3 separate regions of the Mus musculus genome follow, and regions 2 and 3 are each linked to region 1. The links are chromatin loops, found by intact Hi-C in ENCODE. Cell type or tissue: left cerebral cortex. All regions are shown on one strand. Each heading gives the region's core, and the rest is flanking DNA. Links, peaks and the distances in the headings are about the cores only.

Region 1 (7,433 bases), core at 1,342-6,341:
CATCCCTGACATGAAAGGACATGGGTTGTTTTCTGTTTGGGTACATCTATCTCCTGTTTGTTCTGCTATTTCCAATAAACCATTACCATTGTGTAAGGAGAACAAACTATAGGAAATTGTTTGCTCACAGTTATGTTCTGAAACACCATTTGTTCTTGAACTGGCCTTACGTCGTCCAGCTATTTCAATCAAGTCCATTATCTTCTTGTCTTTGAAAGATGCCTTTCTAGTAACCTGTATCCCCAGAGGGCCAGGTCAGGTCTGCCTTTTAGAAAGTAGGGTGGAATCAAAAACAGCTTGTTCATTTTCTCTCTTGGAGAAAGAAATTAAATTATTTTTCATCAGGCCAGAACTTCAGTGTGTGTTGGGAGGGAACCTTTACACGAAAATAGAAAGTCATGCCTTAGAAAAAGTTATTTACTTGTTTACATTGGAGTGTTACGCCACAGAAATACCAGTCAACTTATATAATTTTTGTAAGTACAAAATGTGTTAATTCTTCAACTGTATGCTTTTCTGGACAATAATCAAATGAAGCAGTAATTTTTTATTCTCTTGCTTTAAAACAATCACATAATACATTGGCAAATAAATCCGTTGTTCTGTTGATCCTTTACTGCAATTGTTCACAGACACAGGCTTTCAAAATCTTTTCTAAATTAGAAGTACAAAGAATGAATTTCAACGCTTACAAAACTGAATATCAAATGCCAGGCATGTCTGAGCTAGCAAACATATCATAATTCCTACATTATTAATAAGTTACATATAAAAACTTGATAAGGTGTAGAATGCATGTGGAATTTTTCTCCATCTCTATCTCAAATTACAGGGTGGCAAAAGAAATTATCTTTCTTCCATTCGACATAAGAAAAATAAAATAATACCATATGTATGTTAATAAAGATCTGAGGACTTGATTGGTAGGTGACTCTTTAGGGAAGACCCCCAAAGTAGAGATGAAAAATATAGAGTGAACAACTGCACAAACACTGAATCCAAGTTCCAGCTAATCCAGAGACATACGCACAAAGGCACAAAATGGGCATCGCTTCAAAATCATTTGTATAAATGATTCTTTCCTTGAGGAATTTTAATAGTAAAAATCAATTAAAAGTAATCGCAAATGACAAATACCAATTCATAATGACTATTACTTTTGTAAAATTTTGAGCCAAATTATTTTAAAACGCTTTTCATTTCATCTATTCATATTGAAATCTAGCCACATGTATAATCAGCATGTTAATAAGGCGTACTAGAAGCACAGAACTCTGGCTACATGACTATATCATGATAAGCACACCCATACTGCCCCGTAAACACATCTGAGAGAGAGAGAGAGAGAGAGAGAGAGAGAGAGAGAGAGAGAGAGAGAGAACTCTGAATAAAAGACTGCTTTCCTATGTCTGTTGGTTAACCCCGCAAACACTTGAACTTCCTATGGGCACACACCCAGCAGACGCTGGCGTCTAGGTGATTGAAAATGTTGCCCACAAAGGCAAAATTTTATCTGTGATGACATCACCAACTAACCTGGCTTCGTTGTGATAGAGTGATGTGTTTTTCTGGCTCATGTGTGCGCCTTAAGTGTGTGGGAGACAGAGAATGAGAAAAAGACACAGAGGCAAAAAGAACGATGCTTACAGAACTGCAGCCTCAGAAACCCTCTGCAGCCCTCTCAGCAAGGCTTGTAAGAACCTTCCCACAGACCTCAGACTTCCCCCCCACCCCGATCTTATATAGCTTAAGTTTGTTCAAAAATGCATTCCCCACACCAGTGAATTCTGTTTCGTTTAGTTAACACACTGTAAATCCTCAAATATTCTGCCAGGATCCGTGGAGATGGGATTTCCACACCAAATGAGGCGTGTGCTTCTATGCGAAATGGTGCAGGAGTTGCAGTGTCCCTGGAGACCTGCCTTCGAGTGCTTGAGACATCTCGGTTTTAAAGGCAATGAAAGGGTTAAAAATTGAGTCTGTCTAGGGTAGGAGAAAGGGGATATTGTTGTCTTTAATCTTTCCGCAGTATGTGTACGACTTCCATCCCGGATCTGCACATAGTGGTGGAAAGGCTCGGCATGCATTGCGTGCAAGCTCCTTGATTGTAGAAGGGGGGTGGGGGGGGGGGGGACCTGGCTGGAGTCCAGACAGGCTGGAGCTCTGTTGATCATTATGTCTAGCCTTCAGGTGTCTCAGCGCACAGTGGGCGGCAGTGGGGGAGGTGTAGATAACATGAGAGAGCAGACAAAGAAAAACTGGTGTATTTTTAAAAGATTATGTGAAATTCTGTGCTCAAGCCTCCTTTAAAAAAAAATGATTCCTAATGTCTTGGACTTTCATAATTACAGCACCGGCTCGGCTCTGGCACCTCTCTAAGCCGTAATTAGTTCTGTCTGGAGCCTCTGAATAATTCCTTTCAATAATTGATGGAGTTAATATTCTCTTTTAAAAATGGGGAGGGCAGTGTGTTCTTATAAACTCTCTTTCTGTCAGAGTCTTTGTTGTTCAGAATCTTCATCAGTCATAATCACACTGATCTGATTTGCAGTTTCATTTCTTATGAGACCAAACATAACTTTTTAAGGATTTAGATGATTCTAGAAGGAAAGACACAATCCAGCATTGCTGGATTACCCTAGTTGACTATGAAAAGAAAGCAGTAACAGGAACAATTTCTACCATTTGTTTCCAATTGTTTTTTTTTTTTTTAAATGCTGCTTTGAATGTCACTTCTGTTTAAAACTCCATCAAAAAAAAATCTTACCATAAATACAACTTAGATGTTAGCTATAGCCTTGCCTCCTCCCGCAGGAAGACATTCTAAATTATTTTATTCTTTGAGGATTCTTCTATGAAGAAGCTTCGGCATGCTTCCTCCCCACCCCCCACATCCTCACCCCACCCTATTAGGAATTTTAAAAAAATCTTTATATGGAGGCCTGGCTCCTAAGACAGAAAGCTGTCTTTTCCTTCTCCACACTGGCCACTTTCAGCTGCCGTCACTCGTGCCCGGACCTCGTTTCACATTTTGTGGACAAAAAAAAAAAAACAAAAAACAAACAAAAAAAAAAACAAAAAAAAAAACAAACAAAAAACAGTTCAGTCTCTGTCATTATTGTAAAATTTAAAACACTTCAAAAATGAATCAAAAGAAAGCCCTGGCTTGAAGCCATTGTTCAGATTTAAGAGCTATTTTGCCTCCAAGTGTCTTTAGCAGTCTTTCATGGCTAATTATAATAACTGTCAGATGTCTGGAAAGTGTGGGGTGCCCTAGCCAGTGGAGTCAGCAAAGTTTGCCTTTTATTTTTCCTGGGGACAAATCAAATCTGATTAGACATAAAGAGCGAAAAGAAGAGAACTAAGTACACATGTGTGTGCCTTCATTTTTTTTCCCTATGAACAAAGCAGCATGCTGGAGCAGTGTCCCAGTGCGGAGTCTCCTACAGCTACTCTTCAGAAAGCCTTACTTTTCTTTTTAATTCTTTATCTTTCACAGAAGAAAGCATGCAACAAATGCTCCCCGGTACAGTTCCCTGCCCTTTGGCTACCTTTCAAACTACGCATAAAAGGATTCCCTGGCAAATCTTCGAGTATTTGGGGCTTCTGGCAGAAAACTATTTTAATCAGCGCACTTGACGGAAAGAAATGTATACTTACAATTTTCAAATGCTGCTTCTTGCTCTAGTTCCTCGTCCCTGCAGGGCGAAGCCGAGGCTTCTCTCCGGAACAAACTGCGGTGCAGGTGCAGAGTCTTGTTTGCATGCCCAGGAAGGGGGGGAAGCATTTCCTAAAGTCACTCGGAACTCGCTACTTGTGCTCAGGCATCCCTGCTCCACCGTACTATCTGCAGTTCTGAATTGAACTAAATTAGAGCCCATGCGAAAGGCAGGGGCAGGCAGTCATGTGAGAGACACGCCGCCATCCTATTGGCCACAGAACCATAGCTTAGGCATTCTGCCTTTTCCACTATTGGTGAAGAGTTAAAACTGAAAGCATTTAGATCCTCCTCTCCTGCCTATTTGTCCTTTATGTGTGGAAGAATGACTGTAGGATTTCACAGTGACAGATCAGTTAGGAGTCACTGAAGTCACCCTCCCAGAGACTGTGGGAGGGGGTGAGAAACTCAGCTTTTGCAAGATCCCCCCCCCCTTTTCATCCCCTTGACCTGCAATTTTGTGTGTGATTTGCCTTCAAGAAAAATGTTGTTGTTGCTGCTCTCCCTTCAGCTCCAGTGATGATAGAAATAGATTATCATTGCATCCCTTTGCAGAATTTGTCAGGCTGAGGAGCACCAGGATCAAGGACTTCCAATGATAAGTTTTCTGATTTTATTTTAAAAACTAAGAAGGTTTTAGTGCAGTTCTAAACCAACATACTGAATTATTCATGAGTGACACCGGCAACAGAATTAAGGTTTTTTTTTTTTTTTTGAGTCGTTAGCTCATTCTGTAGAAAACCAAGGGGAAAGTAACGCTGAAAATATCAAAAAAGCAAAATGCCAGGGAAATTAAATGAGAAACTCAAACTAAGTCAGCTAACGTGGATGAGGAAATACACTCTTCTCCCTCAAATTCCATCTTTAATTACCTCTTTAAGCAACATAAAATGTCCATAAAACTTGGAGACAAACTGTATTTTCCAGTTATCCAGGGGGATATTTACACACCAGGGTTCTTAAAACACCTGAGATATTTGTCAAGACTTAAAGCTTAAGGTCCCATAAAATCATCGAATCCCACTCTCTCAATACCGAAGCATGCCTGACAAATAATGGCTGCCTTGTAACACTAATGCCGAGTTAAACCAAATGAAAGCAATCTTGCTGCAACATCATCCTGCCCTTGCTGACAATACCGCCAAAGAGCCAGTCACTCTTATATGTAGTCAGTCTTTAGGATAACCCAGTCTCTTTTACTACTTGCATTTCTCTACGAGAAACTCACACTTTCCTACAATGGCATCTTTTGGATCTTACCCCATTATTTATGTCTCTATGAATAGTTACGTTATTTAAGGGAGCCTTACTTTATGTCACGGATGTAACAAGACTTCACATCTTTAGTCCATCTTCACAACAGTAACTTCATTAGCTTTTTGCTTATATTTTATTAATATTTTGAGAAATTCTTAGGATATAATTTGATCATATTTACTCTCTCGTCCCCCACCTAACTCCTCAGCAGTCTACCCCCATCATTTGTATCTCTTTCTGTTGTTTTCTCTCCTTAAACAAGCCACATAGTCCAGTTTATTCACTGGTATGGGGCCATCCACTGGAGCACAGTTGATCTACCAGCAGCCACACCCTTAAAAAAACCAACTTTGGGTTGCCCTGAAGTTGTTGGCTGTTGCTCACATTTCATAGATGAGGAAATGAGCTTCAAGCTACTCCAGGTCCTGTAGCTGGTAGCTCGTGCCCTGTGGCACTCATTCATTTACATGTACAACTCTTATTCGTCTATAGAGACAGCACCGGAGTTCTCCCAAGGTGTCCACAGCATCATTTGCCTTGATTATTTCCTTCCTGGTGTAACTAACGTATTTGAATATCTATGCATAGCTATGGGATATTCACTATTCAATGTAAGCTAGGTTCAGATTCAGGTAAGTGGCCCATAAGGGACTGGAAACACAGGTTAAGGACAACTGTGGAACCACATTTACATCTGAGCCCTGCAAAAGGTTCAAACTGTAGCTTATGGCCACAGGAGCCTGGAGTTTTCTAGAGTGTTGTTCCGGCCACTATTACTGGTCCAAATGTTTGAATGCAATGCTTAGTAGGACAACAAGCCCTAGAAATGTTCAAAACAGGAGTCAAAGGGTCCATCTCAAGCTGGGAAAGTCAGGGGGCAGCCATTACCCCTTGCACTCTTTCAGAGAGGGCAATTAAATGCCTCTGTGCTACTAAACCTCACCTATAAATTTCAATCTTCCAAATAAGTCATCCTCTCTGAAATATTTTAAAGCTCACTGCTTCTTGTCATTGGAAGTATTCTTCCCTTTTTTGTCCTGTATACTTTTTTTTTCTTTATCTCTAAGGATTTTTTTTGTTGTCGTTCATTTCATGCACTGTGTTTCCTCTGGTTTCTTTACAGATATGTTTTTTGTAGTCTCCTGTATGACTTTAGTTTTCACTCCACAGATTTTAGCATACGGACAGATGGCACTTATGAATGCTGCATTGAAGCAGACTTACTGCAGGATCTGATGAAGAGGAATAGCTGTTCCCCCTTCACCCCAGAACTGTCAATTACAGTGTGATACTGAAGAGTGGTTTCCATTTACCACACACTGAAATTGTAGATCTTGTAGACCACACAACATCCTTTCCTTTGGATGTCTCAATCCCATGAACACAACACTTTCAACATCAAAGTGACTGGCTCTTCCCTGAATTTTACAATATCTCAATGAGAGTATCAGTGTCTACCAGAGAGCCAGGGTGACATGGAATTAAGATCCAATCTTTCTTCGACAGACATCTTCGTATCTAGATAACTAGCCTCCCAGTATTACACATCTCTTGACTTGCTCTGTCCCATTCCAGATGAGTGTTCTGAATTATGCATTTTGGTTAGGACTATATCTCATCTTGTCCCCAGCCATATGGAAACTCCACCCCTTTTTCTATTGGTAGCAATGAAAATAGAAATAACACCAATAAGTTCATTTCATGATGATGTGTTGTTCTCAAAATTTCAAAGTCATATGGATGTACTTTTGAAATGTACTCAGATAAGCATTTTAAAAAGTTTTAGTCTTATAAAAATATGTGTGTTCAAGGCAATAATTTTTGCTTCCAAAGTGCAGACAGAAATCTATTTGAAAATGAAAGTTTTTGATGGCAGAATTAGACATACTAAGTTACATGCCACCAAATAAGCCTGATACAAAACGTGTTGTGAATCCTAAAATGTCTCCAAGTAACCACACTTTTCAGTAATAGTTTATTATATTTATACCAGAGTCACTACATCTCAAAGCCCTTTTACATTCATCTCCTATTTATCTAATATCAAACAATCAAGGCAGACGTATAAGCATTACCCAATTAATACAGGAAAACTAAAACCTGGAAAATTCTATGACATCTAGAAATTACAACATGGAAGCAGATTTATGTCTCTGCACCCCAACATTTAAGGCTACAGTAAGGACAGAATACGCAGTGTTTTACACATGCAAATAACTTACTTGATTAAGAACTGAATTATGGCTTTAAACTTTCATTCCAAAGGAAAAGATTCATGGAAGTTTCTGCCTTTCACACATTTACGTTCAAATTGCTTTCATTACAAAATTAGCTCTTGGTAGTAATTTTCTTTGCTTGTCATGGGTGGTCTGAGTCTTGGGTGGGAAAATTGGGATCAGATGAAAATGAGCTATCTGAACAGGAAGTTTCTCAGCCACTCTGAATTTACAATAAGCAC
Region 2 (7,433 bases), core at 876-5,875, 150 kb after region 1:
TCTCCATGAGCTTGGGGCTCCCACATCAATCATTAATCAACAAAATGCCCCCACAGACTTGCAAACAGGCCAATCTGATTAAAATAATTCCTCTGCGGAGGTTCCTTCTTCCCAAGTTGCTAGTTTTGTCCAATTGGCAAAAATTAATCAGCGCAAAGTCTCTGAGTATCGTTTAAGTAGGAAAATAATTTGGAAGCAGTGTGGCTTGGAGCTTCCAGGATCAGCCTGGAAGTTAGAAATAGGCCTGAAGTTGCAATTACTTCTTATTAACGTTATCTCCATATTTAATGAGTTCTTCAGAACCACAGTTTTGAATAAAGGTTAATTCTATTTAAAGTAGTATTTATTTCTGACCTACCTATTTGACTAAAGTAAATGTGCTAATGACGAAGGAGGTCTTTAACAAATAACTTTGGTTACCTGAGTCAACTTGCTAGCAAGTTAGGAGCCATTAAAGATTCTTTGTCGAAAAACTCTAAATACTTCTTACATGTTTGGTCTCTAAAATATTAATATTGAGGAATTACGTATTTGAGTTGTGTGGTAAGGTGCCCTAAAATCTATTAAGATTAAGAATTGATGAAAATATGGGCCAGGGAGATGAATCAGTGGGTAAAAGTGCTTGTTGTGCAGCTGTGAGGACCTGGATTCCAGTCCTAGCACTATGAAAAATGCCGGGTTTGGCTGAGAGTTCCAATTACCTCTAAGTTAGGGACCAGCGATATGAAGATTTTGAGAGCTTATTGGTCAGCCAGCCTAGCTTAAATGATGAGCTTCCAGTTTAATGAGAGATACTGTCTCAAGGCAATAAGATGGAGAATTATAGAATAAAACACCCCAAACTTCTGTGACCACCCCATCTACCTGCCCATGACTGCATCCATTTCCTTACATGTATTCACTGTACACAAACACATACAAATATCCATGCATGTATACCACACACACAACACATTCATAACATGCATAGCCACACAGTTGAAAATGTAGGCAGAAATCTGTATGCTTGAGGGGATTCTGTCATTTGTCTTTGAAAGAAAGAAAGTTGGAGCCATCATCTACATAGTCACTCCAATTATGCTTACCTGTCTCTACCATCAGGTAATAGACCATTGTATGGCTATTGTCTGTCACCCAGAAACAGGTTGTTGAATGAATATATAATTTAGTTTTTGCTGAAGGACGACCCTGAAATTCAGAGTGCTCAGCCTTTTCTATGTGTCATCTCCTTCACACTTAAAGGTACTTCAGAGAACTAATCCCTCCATGTTCTTAATGAGAAACAAATTACAGATGTGCTAGAGGAATTGACCAAGGCCCCACAGTCAGCAAATATAAGAGCTGGCATTTTAATCTGTCCCTCAAGAAGTATTTCTTTCTCTACTACAGGGAAGGCCACAAAGTCTAGAGAATTGTGGAGCTTCTGAGCTCAAAGGCATCCTACAACATGTTTTGACATTCGAAACCAGTGTGATTTAAGATTAAAACTATTTTCCACTACTTCTTGGCCTCTTATTTATTTGCATTGCAGTGAAAATAAATTGACAAAATTGATGCTTTTCTCCATGTCAATTGAAAGCATTTTCAGTGAATTAATGTTTAATGACTACTGGTAAGTGCTTAGCATTTATATGCGGTTGATAAGTATGAGGACGACAGTGATTCTCTCCATCACCGCTGCAACCTTGCAAGCTGAAAAATATTATCATCCTCATTTTACACACACAGGGAAATTAAAGCTTTATTTTATTAAGAAGTCATTCTAAATTTGTGAACATGTGGCAAGGAATTTGGTCTCTCAGTTTCAGCAAAAATCCTGGCCTTTGTCAACAAATCATGAAAGGCCATATGTAAACCCCTGGAGTTTATATACTGTAAACAGATGCCAGTAACCTGCCCGTATGCTGTACCTCAATGAGTTTGGTTTGTTATAAAAGATTGCCATAGGCTGGGTATCTCAAACATGTATTCCTCACAGGGACAAAGGCTGACAAAGTCCCTGTTCAACACACCTACAGAATTTTGAGCCAGGTGGGAAGCCATGTCTCCTGGGATTGCAGGTTGCTGTCTTCTTGTAGCATCTCAAGGTCAAGAACAGAGAGAGAAGCCTTGTGCTCTTATCTTTCCTCATAAAACATTGGTTTCTTCTTAAGGGCTGTGTCTTCTTGTTCTGGTCATTTGCCAAAGGTCTTACCCCCTAATATCATCACATTGCGGAATAGATTATGAATTTGGGAAGGACTTTGTTTCTGTAGCCCAAATAGCCCACTGATTGGTTACATCAAAAGGCAGTGGTTACTGGGGGTGCGGTGGGGTTGGGGGAGCAGTGTCCCAAGACAGCAATCACTTAAACTTGGGCTGCTATTGCTAACTGCAAACTCTGCCAGGGGCCTGATTTGAAAATTCTTCTGGAAAAGTCTTCCCCCAAGTTCTACCCTAAATGGAGTAGACTGTCAATTAAACCTCTATCTGCTGACTTTAAATGCCAAAACAATAATCAATCAGAAAACTCAGCTGCCTTAACATGAAGCTCTCTTCTTGTCCAGAAATACTCAGTGGCTGAAACTTTCAAAACATAAAACTTTCTAATTTAAAGCCCACAATTTCTCATCCTAAATTCAATAATACCCGGTGGTACTTATTCCCATTTTTCTTATCTTAAAGTGTGCTTTCTATTAGCATAGATTAATTATACATGATAATGGATCTCATTATGACATTTCCATACATGTGCTAAATGCATTTAGATCATATTTCTCTCTGTGGTGCTCCTCCTACTCCCACTAATCACCTTCCTCTTTGCAGCTAAGATCTGTCTGTCCCTCTCCCCCTTTCCACCCCCACATTCCCATGAGTATTGACGTTGTTTATAATAGCCTATGGGAGAATTTGTTTATAAGAACATGAGCACCTAACCAGGGGGCTATTTCACTAAAGAAAATCATTCCCTTCCCTAGTGATCCTCGAGGAAGGGTGGGTATGAGCTATTGCTAATGCCACAACAAGGTGTTGGCATGCACTTATGCTGTTCATCATAACTGCTGTGAGTATAGGAGTACAAAAGCCATGGCATGCCTAGAAGTCAGGATTCCACATCGCCTACTCCCTTTCCCTGGCTCTTATATTCTTCCTACCTCTCCTTCTGTGGTGTTTCCTGAGCTTGGAGGAGATGCTATAGCTGTCCCATTTATAGCTTGGCATTCAGCAGTCACTTATTTTTAGAATTATGAACAATTATGGGTGTCTGCAGACACTGCTGAACACAGGCTTCTCTGACCAAAACTGATAGCACTACCAATCTATCATCATAAACATGGTTATTTAGAATGAAATGTCATTGTCATGCAATGTCCATTTATCAAAACAACAGCAAAAGCATCCCTACAAGAGTCTACAATTCCTCAGGTATTATCTGTTATTTGAATTTTATTTTATATGTATGGATATTTTGTCAACATATAAGACTCTGCACCATATGTGTGTATACTCATCGAGGCCAGAGGTTATGCCACTAAAGAAAATCGTCCCCTTTTCCAACAATCATTAGTAATGATCCTCAGGGAAGGGTGAGGTCTTATGAGTCATTCTTAAAGCCACAGCAAGGTGTTGGCATGTTCTTTTATCATTAATCACAGCTGGTAATCAAAATACAAAATAATATACGCACAGACTTTTCATGCAGATACTGTGTGTGAATGGATAAAGCTGCTCCCAAAAGCCATACTTTATCAAACACACATTCCAGTTGTTGCCTGTGGAAGTCCCCAGCCAGAAGAGGGCATTGGATCACCTCGTGCTGGATTTATAGCCATTTGTGAGCCTCTATATGGGTGCTAGAAAGCAAATCTGGGTTATCCAGAAGAGCAGCCATTGGTTTTCATCCCTGAGTCATCTTTTTAACCCCAATAGGCATATCATACCAGTTATAACTTCTTTCCTGCAAAGAAGGCCTCAAAGCCAATCAAAAAGTGGTTATTTAATTTGATAACACACTTGGTACCACTATGCTAGTGAGCACTTACTGTCTGGTACATAGGTATTGTGACATACAGAATTGCAACTCAGTAAGTCTATCAATGACAATTCTCCCCTTAAAGCCTGAATAGCAACTGTGAGTATTCTCAGGAATAGCTAGGAGAGGATTTTCCAGCCTAGGGAGCACTTCATTTTTCTATGTCTTCTGAGTAAGATATGTGGTGTCTTCAGTAATGGGGTCTTCCTTTCTATTTCTGGTAGATAAACAACAGCAGTGGCAATTGCCTGTGCTGTTTGGGGAAATTGGGGACTTCCCCATCTAACAACAATCCCAACATTGGAATTTGTGTTTAATAAACTATGGCTTCTGAGAGCAGCTTTATCCACTCACACCAGTACCTCCACGAAAAATCTGTGCTTATTTTGTTGTATATTTTGATTAGCTTACCAAGTATCAAAGTAATTAATGTCTCTTTACATTTTGTTTCCATTATTTCTAGCCTCGGAGTGAGAATTCAACAAGGTAAACCTTTATTAGATGTTCTGTATAGTCAGAAGATGGGCACAAAATCCAAACTAAAGTTTCAGCAAAGCCAGTATAGCTGGGATAATAAGTAGCCCCACACTTTAAAGGTAGATAGATATGGACATGTGAGTTGAGGATGTAGTTGGGTAATAGAGCATTGGCCCAGTGTTCATGAAGCTCTGGGTGTCAACATCATCCAGTTTTATACAGACGAGGGGGGTGGGGCAGGGAGAGGACAGGGAGAGATGGGGGAAGGAGGGAGGAGAAGGAAGGAAGGGAGGAAGAGAGAGAGGGAGAAGGAGAGAGAGAAATGGGGGAAGGAAGGAAGGAAGAAAGGAAGGAAGGAAAGAAGGAAGGGAGGAAGAGAGAGAAAGAGAAGGAGAGAGAGAAATGGGGGAGGGAAGGAAGGAAGGAAGGAAGGAAGGAAGGAGGGAGGGAAGGAAGAGAAGAGAGGTAGGGAGAGAGAGGGAGGGAGAGGAAGAGGGAGAGATGGGGGAAGGAGGGAGGAGAAGGGGGAGAGGGGGGAGAGAGAGAGATAGAATATAGAAAAAAAATCTAGATATTTCTGGTCTACTATGGCTTGCAAGACAATGTATTATTTTTTGTTTCTAGTTGTACAGGGGGTGTCAATAATTATAGAAAAAGGACAATGCTGTAGAAGTTGATACACTGAGAACAGGTTTACTACAACTGGTTGTATCTCAGATCTTGTTTTTTTTTTTTTTGTATATTTTTTATTGAATATTTTCTTTATTTACATTTCAAACATCCCCTTTCCTGATCCCCCCTCCTCTTGCTTCGATGAGAGTATTCCCCCAACAACCCAACCACTCCCACCTCCCTGCCCTGGCATTCCCCTACACTGGGGCATTGAGCTTTCACAGGACCAAGGGCCTCTCTTCCCATTGATGCCCGAAAAGATCATACTCTGCTACATAGGTGACTGGAGCCATGGGTCCCCCCCTTGTGTACTCTTTGGTTGGTGGCTTAGTTCCTGGGAGCTTTTGGGGTCAAGTCTGGTTAGTTGATATTACTGTTCTTATTATACATGTACCTATACATTCACAAAATTTGGAGCTTTGTCGGTATGAGGGAAAGTTAAAGCATTGTTGATCAATGCTATTGTTCTTAAATGAGTTAAAGCAGGCATTATGGATGACATGTCCAAACACTGGTTTATGGAAACAAAAACAGCATTACCCCTGAGTTTTTGCTTTTTTGTTCTTTTAATTCTAAAATGAATTTAATTATAAAAATGAGTAGCAAAAGTTGCCATTGGCAAATACCCCAGAGACAGCACTCAAAAATAAATATACCAGAGCAGAAACCAGGTCTGTGGTGTTCTCTACAAAACTGGTCCTGTTGTTTCAACCTAGGGTTCCCATCTTGCTGTCCTGTGTTCAAGTTCATGAAAGTAATCTTTTACTGCCCTAGTAGCTTGTTTTCAGATTGTTGTTATGTCAATAACAAATTATATTAAAAAAATTTTTTTTTCAAAACTTGAGATGAGCTCTCAGAAGGCTGTGGTTCTATCAATGCTACATGGTACATCTAGAGTACATATCACAGAGTCCCAAGTTTGAGGCTTTGGTCAATGCTTGCAAATGCCTAGAAAATGCTACTCATGTGTTGACAATTTGTATCTTCTAACTGTTTATGTCTATGCCAGACCTTGGGATAATTTAAGTTATAAAATTCTTAAACAGGTGAATAAACCCCCTTTGAGTGTTGAGTGGTTTCTTGATGAAGCATGGATTTTTCCAAGTACTCACATTCATTTCAGAAAGATTATTTCATAAATCATGAAACAGAGACCCAAATTTAATTCAGTTACTCATTATTATAACATTGAGCTATTGCAATAAAATAAATAATAATGACTTTTAAAATTACCAATTTGGGGGTAACACTGACTATTGTTCTTTCTTTTAAGATTATAATATAGCTTCATTTGATCAATCCATTCCACATTTGTCAAATACTGAGATGCATGCGTGGAAACAGGAAAAGACGTCATCAGGCAAGGGTAGCAAGTGAGGGAGACAGAGTACAAACTGAGCCTGTGAAAGATATTTCTTCATTCTTTTGCATCTGTGAATAAGATGTTTGAAAGGGTCTCGTGCATGCTGAGGGTAAAATAAATGTTATATTTCTATATTCTTTGGGAAATGATGACAAGAAACATGGACTCAAAGTTCAGATTGCTGTATCTTCATCCTGACACTTCCTAGTCTAAATGCCAAATGTCTCCCATCCAGCCATGTGTCTTTATTGTAAGCTACCAATTTAAGCTGTCACTCAGAAGAACCCTGTTCCAGTTTAAATATGTTTATACACATGCCTGCCAAGAGATAGAAGTAAATTCTCAGCATACCTGAGAAACCGATGTCTATACGTAATGGGAAATTTTACATTGGTTTACTTGTGAACAAAGCAAAATGTACCATTTCTTTGCTTCGCTTAAATAAACCATCAACTTTTATTTCAGTAGAGGATCAAGGGCGATACATTGCTAACACTGACATTGAAATGGATTAAATCATGGGTTAAGCAGAGGAAATTAAAGGGGGAACCAGGCTTTGTAGGATAATTGGTACCTAGATTTTGTGGACCTGGTGTTTTTAATGGTAATACTGCTGAAATTTTGCAAATGAGATCCAAACTTAACATACTGAAATGAAACTTCCATTTCCTTTTTCTAAAGTGTCTACTCTGTGTCTCAGTATAGAAGCTCATAAAAGCTTTGGTTTCCTGGTGAGACGCTCACACTGCCCTTTTTGTCCTCTTTCCCTTCTTTTGTTTATGGTTTAGAGCTGCTCAATAGCAAATGGTACAAAACCAAAAATTTTAATAAACATTAATATAGTGTAGACCTTAACTTTACAACTTTTTTCATGGTTGAATAGATCAGGTAGCCTGAAAGCAATAACTG
Region 3 (7,433 bases), core at 927-5,926, 420 kb after region 1:
CATACAAGATAGGGAAAGCAGGCTTCGTTCTTGTCAGCAGACATGGTCATTATAACATCTAAGTGAAGAAAGGCTGAACACCAGGATGGAAATAGTAGCTGCTGTGTTAGAGGGTAGGAGAAGATGATGGAGACTTTGCTAGGGAGCCAAACCCTTGTCAGTGATGAAGTAGAAAACGCTTTGGTCGGATATTGGATTTACTTTCTAAAATCCATCAAACCAAACTAAGAAAACAACAAGAACCCCATAGAGAAGGCAAGAATCAGTTGTAAGAAAGACAAAACACAGGTTTCTCAAGGAACATGCGGACAATTTACACAAACACACAAACAGCACTTTGGTTGAATGTGTGCCTTCTGGAGGACAGCTTTGCTTCTGGGCCTAACATGCAGGATGACATCATGCAGCTCAGAATCACCATATGGAAACTTAAGTGGTTTGATTTAGAGGGAATCCCATCTGAGTTAACAGTAGGATGCAGATACTAACAGAGTATCGGTGGTGATATAATAATAATGTGATTCCTTAGCATGGATTAGGGGAAACACGCTGTGAGGAATTAGAGAGCCTTGTTGATATTTTACTTGTGTGCTCTAACTCAAAGAAAATATAAAGCATAGAACACTAATCTTAAAAATAGCTGTGCTCAAACCACTATGGTAGTTGTTAACAAATAATTAAAATATATATTGACTATCAAGGAGTAGACCTGACACTAATGGTTACTCAAAAGGCGACCCTTTCTTCCAGGGATAGGATGTCAGTCTGTAGTCCTGACTAGCCTAGAACTCACTGTGTAGACCAGGCTACCCTCAAACTCAGAGAGGTCCACCTGCTTCTGTCTCTTGAGTGCTGGAATTCAAGGGTTTTTCCACCATGCTCATCCATCAAATACAAATGTTTTAAGATTTTATTTTATTCATGTGTATGTGTGTCTGTGTAAAATTATACATAGATACATGTCTTGTGGTTATGAGTGAGAAGTTCTTAACTGCAGAGCAATTTCTCCAGCCCTTCAGCAATCCTCCTTCCTCTGCCGCCTGAAAGCTAGGATTACAAGTGTGTACCTATGTCAGTAAAAACAAAATGAATATGAAATTTTATTTATTTACTTGCACATTCATATTTCACCTGCATGTATGCCTTTGTGGAGGTGTCAGATCCCCTGGAACTGGAGTTACAGATAGTTGTGAGCTGTCCTGTGGGAAACTGAAAATTAAACTTGGACCACAGGCTAGAGAGATGGCTCAGCAGTTAAGACCACTGTCTGCTCTTCCAGAGGTCCTGAATTCAATTCCCAGCAACCACATGGTGGTTCACAACCATCTGTAGTGGGATTTGATGCCCTCTTCGCATGTGTCTGAAGACAGCTACAATGTTCTCATATAATAAATAAATAAATAAATAAATAAATAAATAAATAAACAAACCTTTCTTTAAAAAAGAAATACATGTTTATAATAAATAAAATGATTGGCTTTCTCACAAAATAGGAATTAACCAAATTAAAATACAGTAAATTGGAAATATAGATTATAAAAAGTTTAAATAGTGAATATAATATTGGCTAGGATGAATAAGATCATTGTAGTTCAAAGATTTTATTTTAGTCATTGAATGTAAAAGCAAACAAGCTGAGTGTTTTACTTCATGCCTTAGATTCAACACTTGGAATAACATAGAATGGGAGTCTATACTAAAAATGAAGTTTTATTTGCATTTCCCTGGTAGCTTCTTGGATATTTGAGATTCCTATGTCAAAAACTATCTGTTTAGATCTGTATCCCACTTTTAAATTGGGTTATTTGCTTTGTTGATGTCTACTTTCTTGGTTTATGTATTTTGGATATAAGCCCTCTGTCATATGTTGGGTTGTTGGAATCTTTTCCCACTCTGTAGACTACTGTTCTGTCCTTTCAATGGTGTCCACTGCCTGACACAAGCTTTTCAGTTTCATAAGGGCCCATATAATAATTGTGGATCTTAGGGTCTAATCTATTGGTGTTCAGTTTATCAAGCTGACTCTTGTGCCATGCTTTCAAAGCTATTCCACATTTTCTCTTCTATCAGGTTTAATGAATCTGCTTTAAAAGTGGATGTCTTTGATCCACTAGGACTTAAGTTCTGTGCAGAGTGATAGATATGGGTCAATTTGCATTGTTCTACATGTGAGCATCCAATTGGACAGCACCATTTATTGTTAATGTTGTCTTTTTCCATTTTGTAATTTTGGCTTCTTTGTCAAAAATCTTTCTTGTCACACAGGTCTTTAACTTGCTTGGTTAAAGTTACAGCAATATATTTTATATTACTTGTAGCTATTGTGAAGGGTGTTGCTTCCCTAATTTCAGCCTGTTTGTTATTTGTATATCAGAAGGCTACCAAGTTTTTTTTTTATGTTACTTTTGTTTCCAGCCTCTTCACTGAATGTGTTTATCAACCACAGGAATCCCCTGATAGAACTTTGAGGATCACTTATATATACTATCATATCATATCATATACTATCATATCATATCATCTGCCAATAGCAATGCATCTACTTCTTCCTTTCCACTTTGTATCCCTTTGGTCTCCTTTAGTTGTCTTATTGCTCTAACTAAAACTTTAACTACTATATTGAATATATATAAAGTTGACAGCCTTGTCTTATTCCTAATTTTAGTAGAGTTGCTTTAAGTTTCTCGCAATTTAATTTGATGTTGGATATTGACTTGCTGTAAATTACCTTTATTATGTTTAGTTATGTGCCTTGTATCCCTGACCTCTCCAAGACTTTTAACATGAATGGGTTTGGGATTTTTTTTCAAAGGTTTTTTTCAGCATGTAATGAGATGATCATGTGATGTTTTTCTTTCAGTTTGTTTATATAATGGATTACATTGATGTATTTTTGTATGTTGAACCATTCTTGCATCTCTGGGTTGAAGCCAACTTGATCGTGGTGGGTAATCTTTTTGATGTGTTCTTGAATTAGTTTTGTAAACTAATTTAGAACGACTCTGAGATTCCATCTTGCACCCATCAGAATGGCTAAGATCAAAAGCTTAAATGACAGCTCATGCTGGTGAGAGTGTTCAGCAAAGGGAACACTCCTACATTGCTGGTGGGAGTGCAAATTTGTACAGTCATTTTGGTAATCAATTTGTCGGTTTCTCAGAAAATTGAGAATAGATCTACCTCAAAACCCAGCTATGCAACTCCTAGGCATATACCCAAAGAATTCTCCACCACACCATAAGGACACTTGCTCAACTGTGTTCATAGCAATTTATACATAATATTCTGAAAGCAGAAACAACCTAGATGTTCCTCAACCAAGTAATGAATAAAGAAAATATGGTACATTTACACAATTGAATAATACTCAGCTATTAAAAACAATGACATGATGAAAGTTGCAGGTAAATGAATGGAACTAGAAAAGATCATCCTGCTATAGTGAGATAACCCAGACCCAGAAAGACAAATGTGGTGTGTACTTACTTATAAGTGGATGTTAGCCATAAAGTAAGGGATAATAATGATACAATTCACAGACTCAAAGATGCCAAGTAAGAAGGAGGGCTCAAGGAGGGAAGTGTAAATGTCACTGTAAAAGGAGAAATAGATAGGAGGGAACTAGGTAGGGGTGGGGGCTGGAGGGGGAACAGGAGGGACCAGGTGAGGGGAGGACAAAGGGTGAGAGAACTGGGAAAAGCAACTGAAATTGGGGGATGTGGCATCTCTGGGATGAGCTAGAAAGCTAGGGCAATGGAACCTCCCAGAAATCTTTGAGGATGGAACTAGTTAAGACTCCTAGCACTGAGAGATATGGAGCCTGAAGCAGCCATCTCCTATATCTAGGCAATATTTTCAATGAAGTGATTGAAAAATCACCCAGCCACAAAACCTTAGACCTACAATTTGTCCTGCCTACAAGATGTACATAAGTAAAGACCTAGCAGAAACTGAAGAAAAAAACAACCAATCACTACTGCAGCTTGGGACCCATGCTACAAGAGGGACTTCACCCCTGACACTGTTAATGCTATTCTACTGTGTGAGGAGCGGGTGTGGCAGCAGTCCCAAGATGGCGCCAGGACTGCAGCTAAGTCTTATGACTTGCACCTGACTTCCCCATACACCTGAAAATAGCCACGACCACCGACCATCTTGAGAGCTGCGCAGGTGCACCATGATGCTGGCGGTGTAAACAAGTCCATATTTGGTGGAGACATGCCCATGCCGCCCTGATTGACTGAAGCTGCGTGCCTGGTGAGGTGGTGTGGCCTGCCATGAGTGGATGGGGCTGAGAGTATATAAGCAGACCTCCCTGGGTTCCCAGGGTCCCCGTAGCAGCATCAAGGTGTTCCTGTAATAAAGGCTGTTGAGAAGAATCCGACCGTGTTGTGTCTTCCTTACTGGCCGAGGTGGGCGCAACACTACTGTACTTGCCAATAGGAGCCTAACTGTAAACCAGATCCAGAGGAAATAGATGCAGAGACCTATAGCCAAACATACGGAAGAGCTTGGGGAATACCCTGGAAGAAGGGGAGGAAGGATGGTTGGAGCCAGAAGGATCAAGTTCACCACAAGAAAACCTACAGAATCAACTAACCTGGCCCTAGGGGGGCCCACAGAGATTGTACCACTACCCAGGGAGTGTGCATTGGATTGACTTAAACCTTCTGCCTATATGTAACAATTGTGTAACTTGATCTTCACATAGAACACCTAACAGCAGGGGCTGTCTCTGACTCTCTTGCTTGCTTGTAGGACCCTTTCCTCCTACCAGGCTTCCTTTCTAGCCTTAATGGAAGAAGATGTGCCTAGGCTTACTGGAACTTGATATGACAAGGCAGACTGATATCCATGGGAGGCAACCCATTTTCTGAAGATAAGGGGAAAAGGAGTGGATGGACAGAGAAGGTGGGAAGGACTTGGAGGAAAAGAGGGAGAGGAAACTGGTCAAGATGCAAGTAAGTAAATAAATTAAAATTTAAAACTAATAAATCATCAGAAAAAATAGAACTTGAAAGTTAAGATTATTTTCCCCAAACAATTAATAAATCTTTTTTTTTTTATTGCTCCTAAGCATCATTGTCACTACTGAAGTCATTGTCCTGAAGCCAGTTAGCTTCTCACTCACTTTAATGTCACCTGCAGTTCAAATATCTCAAAAATCAAATCAGGTCTAATTAATGCTCACCGCCATCCTTTCTCCCTCTCTCGGGTATCTTTCAGTATGAAACGTGTTTCTCCTAAAGGAGGGGAGGCTTGGCAAACAATTGATGAGTTACTCAATAGTTAACAGCTCTCTACAGCCTAGAATTGCAATTCAGAGTAAAACTCCCCAAAAGTTCCCTTTTTCAGTCTCAGATGGAAATCATCCCTTTCCATTGGGATTCACTGATGAGGTTGCACTTTGGTTTATCTACTCATGGATACCTAGAAACAACCAGTTTCAACTCCAGACACAAACACCTAAAAGCCACAGATACAGCATCACCTTCCATAAAGGCATGCACAGTAGAGAGGAGGAGGGAAGGGGGGTGAGAGTGGGAGGTGCTGCACCACTTCTGCCGGGGGCACCCCAGTGCAGTGCTTCCTGTGAAAACCTGTCATCCACTTGTCAAAGGAAATAAATCAAAGTTGGTCTGCAGGGGAAGACTTAACCAGGGTGTAAATATGATGGAAGAGCCTAGAAGCAAAGGCAAACTATATGTACAAAGGGCCAGAAAAGAGAAAGAAATGTTCAACAACCTCCAAATTCTTCATTAAGGGCAGAGGGACGATGATGAAGTCAAAAAATCATAAGGTATGATTTATGAGACACGCTAAACATTTTCTTCTTATCTGTAACTAATAACCTAGATGACTGTAATACAAGAAGTTGTTTCAGATCACCAGCAAAGAATGTTCTCACTGTCTCACTGCTAATATCCAAAGCTCTGGGTCTTCAAACTTAGGGTCAGCTGGATATGTCACTGATATCAATATTGCTGAAGCATTAGTGACACTGCATTAGTCAACAAATAAAGAATAAGCCAGTAACAAATAAGGCCATGTGAGACCCCAAATCAAAGTGTGTTCCTAGAAATAAGATTCAGTTTCATGTGGGGTACTTTAATTAAAGAGAAGTGCTGAGATCTATCCCAGGTAAGATGGTATCTTAGTTAGGTTTCCATTGCTGTGAAGAGACACCATGACCACAGCAACTCTTATAAAGGAAAACATTTAATTGGGGCTGGCTTACAGGTTCAGGGTCTAGTCCATTATTATCATGGAGAAAAGAATGGCCGTATGCAGACAGAGAGGGTCTTAGAGTTCTACATCGGATCTACAGGCAGCAAGTAAAGAAAGGGACACTGGGTCTGGCTTGAGTTTCTGAAACTTCAAAGTCCACCCAGGACCCTTGAAACACTTCTTCAAAAAAGGCCCCACCTCCAATATGACCAGCCCTATGAGTCTGTGGGGCCCATTTTCATTCATAGCATCACAGATGCCATTGATATAATTCAAAAACTGAAGGGATGTTGTTTCTTGTCTGCAATAAAGCATTCTCACAATAGTAGTTATAACCTCTGAGAAGCATCTTTAATCATGGGGACCTCTCTGGCTTCAGGTAGCATATTGTCTATGCAGATCGCAAGAATAAGAGACTAAAGGCATGACAGAAACAGAAGGCATGTGCTTGTACATAGAATCTGGTTCCTGTGTGATTCTCTGGGCATCTTCCACTTCACATGCTCCCAACAATCTATCATTTCCCACTCAAGCCTTCATCTGTAACCACAGTAGCCAGAGCCCTCTGTGTGTGGACCATAAATATTTGGTTAGTGGTGAATTGTTATTCAGGCCTCAAAGAAATAAATTGGAATGAGCTGACAGTCTAAACCACAGAAGATCTGCCCTGTTCGTCTCCAAAAGTGGTCATCAAAAGAGGAAGAGATGTGCCCGCTGTGTTCTAAGGATGAAAGCAGAAAATAGGTGAATGTGAAAAGCCAGCAGGGCTCCCCTTCCTCAGGGCTCCCCCTTCCTCAGGGCTTCTCCTTTACCCCCTTCACTTCTGTCCAGTCCCCTGCCCCAATCAATTGCCACTGGAGCAAAATCACAAACTGGAATTACATTCCTATGGAAGGCAAAAATGAGAGAGAATTCAGGATTACATGTCTGTGCATTGGAAAATTAGATAATCCTCCTGCTTTTGGGGGACGGGTTCCAACACTTTATCATTTCCCAATAGATTTGTGTTCTCACATAAGATATCCTGGTTAGAGTGTAACCTCCCTCTACATCTCCCAGTTCCTCTCCACCTCTTGTCCCAATCTACTCCCTTCTGGCTCCCATTAGAAGACAAACAGGCTCCTACAGCATAATTACAAAATATAATGAAAGAATCTTACTCTTAATCAGAGAGATACAGAATTAAAAACATTATCAAATAAGTT

Evidence for each region. Peaks named below come from ENCODE experiments on the same cell type or tissue, not always from the same donor. Only the 100,000 strongest peaks of a DNase experiment are listed, where the experiment ranks them.
Region 2: a loop joins it to region 1, with 2.4 times the contacts of the local background. A loop is called at or near these places in 1 of 42 quality-filtered maps.
Region 3: a loop joins it to region 1, with 2.1 times the contacts of the local background. A loop is called at or near these places in 1 of 42 quality-filtered maps.

Annotation. Positions count from the first base shown.
Region 1 is chr1:137,895,013-137,902,445 of GRCm38, reverse strand. It overlaps Gm4258 (a long non-coding RNA gene), which reads right to left and starts at 3,979. Exons shown (of 3, transcript XR_003948014.1): 1 at 3,661-3,979; 2 at 1-3,018. In left cerebral cortex, for the core only: no CTCF peak of the experiment used is centred there; DNase peaks (open chromatin) are centred at 1,942, 2,098, 3,401, 3,897 and 1 more place; H3K4me3 peaks cover 3,360 bases; H3K27ac peaks cover 3,350 bases.
Region 2 is chr1:137,742,039-137,749,471 of GRCm38, reverse strand. No RefSeq gene overlaps it. Among named protein-coding and RNA genes, the nearest start is that of Gm34306, 22 kb to the left of the region's middle. In left cerebral cortex, for the core only: a CTCF peak has its summit at 3,775 (motif pointing right); a DNase peak (open chromatin) is centred at 3,136.
Region 3 is chr1:137,476,793-137,484,225 of GRCm38, reverse strand. No RefSeq gene overlaps it. Among named protein-coding and RNA genes, the nearest start is that of Gm34244, 130 kb to the right of the region's middle. In left cerebral cortex, for the core only: no CTCF peak of the experiment used is centred there; a DNase peak (open chromatin) is centred at 3,182.